Regions from separate parts of the Homo sapiens genome. Here region 2 is linked to region 1. The links are chromatin contacts, found by Hi-C or POLR2A ChIA-PET in ENCODE. All regions are on one chromosome and are shown on one strand. Each heading gives the region's core, a stretch centred on a gene start or an enhancer-like site at or near the end of the contact. The rest is flanking DNA. Distances are from core to core; before and after follow the strand shown. Region 1 holds the start of NAV2-AS3 (NAV2 antisense RNA 3). Region 2 overlaps NAV2 (neuron navigator 2).

Region 1 (4,882 bases), core at 1,269-3,768:
ATTAACCCAAACTCACAGGTACCTACGACGCAGACGGGAACTAGGGAATAAAATTAACTGTCACATGGATTCATGACATTCTTTTCAATGTCAGCGATTATACAAGCAGGTGTTTTACCTGAGTAACGGAAATGGAACTGACAAATCATTAGCAAATCATAGGCAATAATATTACAGAACAGTGAGTGGAAAAAGCAGGCAGGCTTTTGAGAGAGGGGGAAAGAAAGGAGAGAGGATAGATGAGTGGCCTTTGCCATCACAGGCGAGTCCCTTCCCTGGATGGTGAGTTTTTCACCCAGGCTATAGGACTATCACGGCCTGTGACATGTGGGAATATCACAACATGGGCATGAGAATTAGTGAGATAAGGAATATGAAAGTGCACTGAAATTTGTGTAAGGCTATATAAGTGGAAGACATTACGGTTGTCACGATCATGAGGTGAATTTCACCCTTGATACTGATGTTTTCAGGGGGTTGCCACAAAACTCTGAACAACACTAATGCTAGTTTATTCTTTTTTTGGTAATACTACAAAGCTGTCTTCTGATGAAATCAGTGCTGTTCTTGAGAGGGAGGATGTCTGGAACTTTCTGTACAGATGGCTGATTGTCTACCAACCAGACAAGTTCCTGAAAGCTTAGCCACTAGTAGGAGGTAGCTCAGTCCAAGGCAGCTGTACCTCATATCTACCTTGGCTTCCTCACAGCCCCCATAAAGGAGACTGGTTTTGTCATTTCCCTCATCTTCAGAGGAGAACAGGAAGGCAAAGCAAAACTTGGGCAGAGCCAGAAACCAAACTTGGATCCCTTCAATCCCTTATGGGCCCCATCAGATCACCCTGCAAGGTATCTGAAAATGCAAGCATTTTACATTTCAAATCAAGTAATATGTAGTAAGAGGACCAATGAGTCATTATTTTTCTGAAACAGGGTCAGCTGAGCTACGTCATGGAAAGCTTAATTGCACTTGCCATTTTAACTTTTGCATATATGGAGTCGACCCTGAGGGTTCCCAATCCTTGAATTTCTTCTACCTGTAGCTGGGGACCTTTTTAGGATATATTTTTCAAGAACAGAATTATGAGATGCAGACGAGGCTGCCCAGACCAGGAAGTTCAAGTAAGGGGCAGAGAAGAAAATTCTCACTGGAGTTATCTCATGTGAAAAGCACCTTCCAGAATGGGTAAGAGGAACCCAGGAAGCTTCTAAGCTACTGTGGCTAAATTCAACACCTCCAATGTTCCCTGCTCCTCCCTTTATGACATTAATGATCCCCAAGGTCACAATATCAACATAATGAGAAATCTGTTGGAGTAAATCAGACTAAGTGTTTGTGCTTGTGCTGAAAATGCAACAGAAGAGACTGAAGTTTTCACTCAACTTTATCATTTTAAAAACCACTCTGTGAATACATTAAAAACCATCAAATTGTATGCTTTAAAATGGTGAATTTTTAGCCGGGCACGTGGCATGCACCTGTTGTAGTCCCAGCTACTTGGGAGGCTGAGGCAGGAGAATCACTTGAACCCGGGAGGTGGAGGTTGCAGTGAGCCGAGATCGTGCCACTGCTCTCCAGCCTGGGCGACAGAGTGAGATTCCGTCTCAAAAAACAAAACAAAACAAAACAAAAACAAAAACAAAACAAAAAAGAAAACCCCAAAAATAAATAAATAAAATGGTGAATTTCATGATATATGAATTAAATCTCAATAAAAATATAAAAAATGATTACAGCTATAGTTAAATAATTATTTGTTTAATTGCCCTTCAATGCATGTCTCTCACACTAAATAGTAAGCTCTTTGCAGGCAGAGATTCTTATTTTGTTCAAATCTATATCCCATGAGCTTAGTACATACTAGGTGCTTATTAAATGCTGTTTTTGTTGAATGAATGAACACATGAATGAATGAAGCCCAAAGACACAGCCATAGGGCTGTGCAAATTTTTTTTGCAAGAACACTGATTACAGGTTTTCTTTCCTCTTAAGCTTTAACAAACTTACATTTAAGACATATGACAAGCAAATTAAACTGTCGATCTGCCAATCTACCCATCATCCATCCATCCAGCCACCCTCCAACAGATAGAGTGACTCAGGGTAGAGTAATGGGTTATGGGCATCCATCCTACAGGTAGCACAAGGAGGAAAAAACACCTACACCAAAATGCCATAACTTTGCCAGAGGCTGGACTTTCTAGACCCCACGTCCTTTCAAGGAGAACTCAGTGGAAGCTCTTCAAAATACCATCTATTACACCATTAAGCAAGGCAGTTAATTTTGATCTTAGCCAAGTCTGCCCAGCCAGTTAGATAAACAAAATTCTTTCAACTGGGGAGATCTTGTCAAAGGACAAACAAACTAATTTTAGCATTCATTTCCCTGCTGGATTTTTATTGCTGGTGAAACAACACACACGGTTGGGTAATTACACACACACAGGCATGTAGACAAGGCCCACATGTACAGAACCCTGGCTTCCTGCTAAGGCCAGACTGTGGGGCCTGGTGAGCATTCCAGACACAGAATGCTGAGAAACGTTGCAGCCCCAGCCCAGCTACACCCGGGTGCAACGTGGATGTATCAGAAAACGACAACCCCAGAAAAGCGGGAAAGCCTCTGAGAAATGGGACTGAAATGGAACTGAACATGTGAGCTGGGCTTGCTGTTGGGAATTCTGACTTTGTTTTGGCAGAGGGGAGGGGAAAGGCAAAGCTAAATCAGGATCTTCTGCCTTCTCAAACTGTAGGAAGAAATGAAAGTCAGGGAGGTGAATGCAACTAGTCTGACAATGATCTAGTTTCAAGACTGCAAGTCTATTTCACTTATCGTGCGCATGTAGAGGGAGGGCAGGCAGAGTGATAAGGAAAATGGGGAACTTACCTCTTCTTTTAGAGATATGTAAACACATGTTCAACTGTTTTTTAAACAACAATATTCTTTGAAATAAATTCTGTTGTATGTCTCTCCTTGGGAGACGGCACAGCACCAGAGACAGAGCTGTGGTTAGAGCCAGCCTCACACTCAAGAAATTAATTTAAAATGTTTCTAAATTATTATCCACCAATTACAATGATTTACAAACAGCTCTGTATATATTTTTAAATAACTCCTGTATTATACAGTCAATGAAAAATATACAAATTTGGGTTTGCTGGACCAAAATTTGTATAGGAATTGGCTATTGTATACATCAATATAGACTGCCTTAACAAAGTGAAGGCCTTAAGAAAGCATAATTTACAGATGAAGCAGCCACGGGTGTGTTTATCTGAAACACTGGCTTTTGCCCAGAAGTGTTAAAAAAGCTTGTGTTTCTGAAGGTTCAGGGAGCCAGAGGACTGATGGCCTCATCCTCCACTTGAGGAGCTTTTATAAGAGGCTCACACTGGGTGAAGAAGAAATGACTTGTCTGAGGTCACAAGCAAAGGAACCAGCTGATCCAAGAACTCAATCTCAGAACACCCATGCCACACTTTCCTTCTCCTTGGAGAGATAAATAATTAGTGCTGGAGCCTAATGAGGTGCTGGTAACATCCTAATGTCTTCTGAGTGGACTCTTGCCTCAGTTGCTAAGCTACTGAACCATCTCCCCATTACCCTCCCGAGTTCTGCCATGATAGGTGGGTGGAGGCGGCTCTCCGCATCCACCTTCTTAAGCTTCCCCAGAGACCCCTGGATGGAAAGAGTCAGAGCCTCTGCTAAAGGGACAAGGTGTCTGTGGGGTGTTTTTCTTGCTTCCCTGGGGTGGCCCATGAGCATCAGGGTTAAGGAACATGACTGTTGTTAGACCCAAGTTGTTCAAATGCCTTCTCTGCCCCTTGCTGGCTGAAGGACCTAGTATACATCATTGTTAGTAAGCACTAATGGTACTAAATGCTCACTGGGTACTGTGTTAAGTGCTTCACATAAATCATGGCATTCAACCTTCAAAATAATCTTATCAAGTGTTATTGTCATCTCTATTGTTCAGATGAGGAAAACAGAGCTGTGGTTAAGATCCCAGCGCAGGCAGGTGAGTTCAAATCCCAACTGTCGCATTTCAGCGCAATTTCTTCTAGTTTAAGTTCCCTCATAGGATTGTGGCAGGTTAAATGAGACAGTGCATATGTTTAGAAAGCCCAGTGCCTGGCATATAGGGAGCACTTCCTAATCATTAGCTGCTTACAGGAGTGGCAAGACCTAGTTCCTGCTCTGGTGAAGCTCAAAACCTACTAGGGACTAAGACATGCAAATAGCTCTACTGCTACATAAAAGTGGTATAACAGATGAATGCATGACTGGCTTTGAGAACACACGGGAGAAAGCGTCGCAGAGGAGTGCTGTTTAAGTTGGCCCTAAAGGGTGCGGAGGAGTTTGCCAGCCAAAAGAGGATCCATCTAGACACATGGATAACCTATGCAAAAGCAGAGAGAAATGGCAGAGGGGAAGGTATGTTCAGAGAAGGGTAAGTAGTTCACTATTGTTAGAACACTGGGATCACAGCTAGGAACTGGGCTGCATGGGACCTGGGGGATGGTTTTGAACATCTTGGATGCCAGGCCTCTGCCTGTAAGATGGGGGATACATGAAGGTACTAATGAGTAACAGGCTCTGGCTTCTGTTTCAAAGAGAACGTCGACTTTTCGATTCTTCCAACATTCTGTATTCAATTTTTGGTGGGCATTTTCTCATCAGTACTTTCTTCTACAGATTTTTCAGAACACACCATTTCCTAGTCCTGTCTGAGTCATCCCAGACCTCTGGGAGCTGGCCAGACTTGAAGGGTAGTCCTCACCATCCCTCCAGTCAAGACAGACCTGTGAAGGCAACATGCCTTTTACAAAAGGAACTTTCTCTACAGAATAGGTTGGTAACTGACACTAGCTATGAAAAAGC
Region 2 (4,564 bases), core at 2,065-4,564, 46 kb after region 1:
AGGCCCACTCACCCTGAGCCACCCATCTAGATGACCATTTAGAGGCCAATTAGGCATCTGAATCTGTGATCTCCATTCTACACTCTTCCTAAGTTTGGTCTACTCCCCACACGATCTTTCATTGACTTTTGTAATACTGACGTGATGACATCACTGTCTTCGGTGGTTTCCATTACCCACAGAATAAGGTCTAAACCCCTTATTGTGGTAGATGATGGCCACATTCTTCCTTTATTTCCAGCCCCATCTCCTGCCTTTCCAACTCTTTACATACAACTCTACTATGCTGCACCCACATGTGGCTTCTCTCCACATGGCTTTAACAGGTTTATCTTTGCAGTAACTACAACCTCTCTGCCTAAAGGCCCTTCTCCTCCTTCCTTAGTTCGCTGCTAATCTGTCTTTAAGATGCAGCTTCCATGTCATCTTTTCCTGAGAGCTTTCCTTGACTCCTTGCCAGGAGTTCCTACAGCACTCTCCTTATTCTCTTGTTGGCTAAAATGTGATCCTATAGCACTCTCCTTATTCTCCTGTTGGCGAAAATGTAAATCTTTCCTCAACTAGATTGAGAGCTCTTCAGAGGCAAAGGTTAGTTCAAGTTCATATGCTACACAGGCAACGCAAGAAGGGTGTGTTGACTGGATAAATAAGAAATGTTTAAGTCTCAGAAGATGCTAGGTACTAGAAGGAACATTAGACTTGGAAGTCTAAATATTCGACTAGCTCCAGGTCTAAGATCTATAACTTGTTAGCCATGCAAAACTTGAGTTGTCACTCCACCTCTTTGAATCTCAGCATCCTCATCTGTACAATGGGGATAATAATAGCAATCTCCTCTGGTTCTATAAAAATGAAAGGTGATGTGACACACAACTCTTAGTAAACTATAAAGTGATAAAGTGATAGATGAATCCACTGTTACTTCTGAATTGATAAATATAATTCATTCTGAGTGATTTTTAAAAAAATGACCCATCTTCCCTTTACTCCTTGGTAACAACTTTAACATGGAGAGGTTTTGGTGGGCGGGGGGGGAGCAATTATAAGTTATATATAGTGAACCATAAGCTTGAGGGAGAGAATTTTAGAGCAGAAAAGGAGAATAAACCATTTTATAGAATCTAATCTAATCCAATCTTCTCATTTTCCAGATGAAGACAATAAAGATAAAGTGATTTAGAGTCAAGACTGGTGGTTAAGAGCCTGGTCTCACTAGTTAGACAGACTTGGCTTTTTGGTTTGTTTGTTTTTGAGACAGTCTCGTTCTGTTGCCCAGGCTGGTGTGCAGTGGCGTGATCATGGCTCACTGCAACCTCCGCTTCCCAGGTTCAAGGGATTCTCATGCCTCAGCCTCCGGAGTAGTTGGGACTACAGGCGTGCACCACCTCGCCAGGCTAATTTTTGTATTTTTAGTAGAGATAGGGTTTCACCATGTTGGCCAGGCTGGTCTTGAACCCCTGACCTCAAGTGATCTGCCCACCTTGACCTTCCAAAGTGCTGGGATTTCAGGTGTAAGCCACCATGCCCAGCCTACACCTGGTTTTAAACATGAGCCCCTCTAGTCTAGTTCTGTGACTTGGGGCAAATTGCTTAATTACCTCTAAGCTGCTAGCTCATGGAGGTGTGGGAAGAATGAAGTGAGCTAAGATGTGGAAAGCCCTTAGCGGACTCTGTACCCACACTCGATCAATACCTGTTCCTGCAGCCAGTGCCGAAGACCTCAGAGGGCACCAAGGGCTGATAAAGGACAGGGCCCAGGTGTCCTGATTCGTATCCTGGTGCTCTTATTTCCAGCGTCACTTCCCAGACTACCCTAAAGATGAAGGCAACTCAGAGGGGACAGAAGGACGTTAGTTACCCAGAGTGGGCATTAACGTAAAAACGGGGCTAGTCAGATCCACATCATAGACGTTTTCCTCTTCCTCCTCTTTGTCAGACATTTGCTTTTTATCATTAAGACTTTTTCTTCTGATAGAAAAGCTTGAAATAAAAAAAGGTTATATCTTTTATAATCTTTCAAATGATTATAGCGAACAACAAAAAAAGAAGGAATGGGATTGATGGTGATCAAAGACTGTCATATTTTAATTTTGAAAATGCAAATTGAGAAGCTGTGAATCCTGAATATGTATTACCTTAAGACTAATAATGCTATTGGAATTATAAAAATTTCATATGGAGCTATTTAGTTGCCTCCACACTTCAGAGAACAGTTCATGGCTGGGCGCGGTGGCTCATGCCTGTAATCCTAGCACTTTAGGAGGCTGAGGAGGGTGGACTGCCTGAGCTCAGGAGTTCAAGACCAGCCTGGACAACATGGTGAAATCCTGTCTGTATTAAAATTAAAAAAAAAAAAAAAATTAGCCAGGCATGGCGGCATGCACCTGTAGTCCCAGCTGCTCAGGAGAGGCTGAGGCAGGAGAATTGCTTGTACCTGGGAGGCAGAGGTTGCAGTGAGCTGAGATGGTGCCACTGCACTCCAGCCATGGCGATAGAGCGACACTCCATCTCAAAAAAAAAAAAAAAAAAAAAAAACAGAAACAAAACAAAACAAAAGCCGTGTATGTAGACCAGCTGAGTCATTATCTAAGCCCTGGTGCTCTCTCAGGATTGTGAGCTGAGCTGATGACTTGATTCAATAAAATGAGACCTTCTCCCAATTAAAAAGATTGGTATGACCCTCACTGAAGGAGAATGCAAGCAGAACAAAAGGAAGGAGTGCAATGCCTGACATTCCTTTGCTGGCCTGGTGCTGGCTGGCTTTCCTTTGAAAGCACTTAAGCCAGTCCCTCCACCAGCTATTGGCAGGAACTGTAACAGAGACCACTAGAACACAGCTCAGGAGGAAAGAGGGAATATCGAATTCTTTGGGGAATCATACAAACATAGCAAGCTGAAAGTCTGGGCATGCACCTATGCACCTGAACAGGTATGTAAATACGGGTATGCACATGTGCCTTTGCATTTTATGTATGAATGTATACTTGTGTCCATGCTTATATGTGACTTTTAATGTGTGTCCACATGTATGGCTGTATGAGTGTGAGTGTACAGCTGTGCATCTGTATGCACTTGAGTTACAACTGTAAAATACGTGTCTAGAATGTGACACTTGATCATTAATCCTCTTTTGTGTGTACAAGTATTAGTTATCCAATTGTGCAATGTGGCCAAATGCACTGCTCATCTCCAGCACAGGATCGAATCAGGCACTGTCAGTGAAAGCTCTGGGAATGATAAGAACTTTAAGGGCAGGGGTTGGGGAGCTTCCATCTGCCTGGAGTGGACTCATCCATGTGTATGACGTGGCCCCTGAATCCCATGTGCCTCATTCAGCAAGGGGTGTGGTGTAGCCTGAGCAATGAGCAATGTCGCTGACCAGAATCACACAGAGCAGCAGCACCACTGTGTGGACTGGCTCCACACAGTCTCCCATGGTCCTGAGGATGTGCCATCAAAGAGACAGGGGCTAGGGGACAGATAAAGACAGAAGGATCCATCCATCTCCACAAACACCCAGGCTTATCTCCTCAGAACATGAGCTCTTGTTCTTCTAGACCAGCCCCTCCCCTACCATTACTCTTCTCCCCAATGTCCCTCTCCCTTCAGAAAGCCCCAGCACTCAGCAGGGACTGTGAGGATCTGGATGTTCAAGGCAATCCCTGCTATAAGAAATCTTAGTTATTGAGCCAGGTGTTTATTATTTTATTTATTTTTTAAGTATGTTGGGATGTGTTAGGACTAATGCTGGGGACTGTCGGGTGACACCAAACCGCCCCCACCCTCATATTTAGGCCTTCATGCTTTCTGCTCAGGGAAGCTGCTGCTACAAGGCCTGGGGTCCCCACTTTCCTATGCATCCTGGGATCAGCTCACATTTTACTTCCCTTCTTCAGCTTTCTCTGTTCCTTCCCCAACCTGTGCTGTATGAACTGCTCCCTGGAGCACATTGTGTCTGCTTCTCTTAGGAGTTCATCACGTGGTTTCTTAGCTACTGACTTAAGTATTCCTGGAGCACAGTCTAGCTTCTGCCCTTACAGACCCGGAATCCACTATAAAGGAACTTTTACCCAATGTCCCAGGCAGCACAGGTGGGTGGCAGCTCCTACCTGTACAGGAAAGGTGCAACCGTGGCAGTGTTGGGATGGTTGTATTGCTGCTGGGGCTGAGGTAGCTGAACACTGACGGTATTGCTTCCTGTGGTCTGGGTGGTCCCGACAGACCCACTGACAGTCTGGCTGCTGATGCTGTGGTTCAGGGTGGTCCCTCCTGGGCCTTTTCCTTCTGAGGACGCCAGGCTGGAAGAGGAACTGGAGTGTCTGCCGTCCAGCTGGGGCTTCTGCTGGGGGAGTCCTGAGCTCAGCTTCCCACTCCGGCTCCGCTCCCCTTCCTTGGAAGGCGCTGGGGCACTTGGGGATTTCCCGGGCATGCTTTTCATTCCTGGTTTTGGTATTCCACTGTGGGAAGGGGCCATGGGCTCCTTCTTGGCACTGTTGAGCTTCCCCCCTTTGGGGATGAAGCTGGCAATCTTGGAGGACTTTTTTGGCATCTCGGGCACAGCTGC

What was found. A loop is a pair of places that touch in the nucleus more often than their neighbours do. ChIA-PET counts read pairs that join two places held with the same protein, here RNA polymerase II (POLR2A). Pooled maps may share reads with other maps.
Region 2: a map of transverse colon shows a loop between it and region 1 (8-fold over the local background). The contact joins the enhancer-like site here to the promoter of NAV2-AS3 in region 1. A Hi-C loop is called at or near these places in 1 of 168 maps with a recorded cell type or tissue (transverse colon), 4 of 37 single-sample maps with no recorded cell type and 1 of 50 pooled maps. POLR2A ChIA-PET finds 5 or more read pairs at or near these places in 2 of 52 experiments (A673 and Panc1).

The regions. Positions count from the first base shown.
Region 1 is chr11:19,979,010-19,983,891 of GRCh38, reverse strand. NAV2-AS3 (NAV2 antisense RNA 3) reads left to right here and starts at 2,518. Exons shown (of 2, transcript NR_174949.1): 1 at 2,518-2,655; 2 at 4,697-4,882. All of the region lies in intron 10 of NAV2 (neuron navigator 2), which reads right to left. RefSeq lists a silencer at 4,615-4,882 and an enhancer at 4,212-4,882.
Region 2 is chr11:19,933,823-19,938,386 of GRCh38, reverse strand. It overlaps NAV2 (neuron navigator 2), which reads right to left. Exons shown (of 38, transcript NM_145117.5): 7 at 4,110-4,564. Among named protein-coding and RNA genes, the nearest start is that of NAV2-AS3, 45 kb to the left of the region's middle. Within about 2 kb of position 3,314, at least 7 of the 41 ENCODE cell types and tissues checked have a DNase peak (open chromatin) inside an H3K27ac peak, as active enhancers do.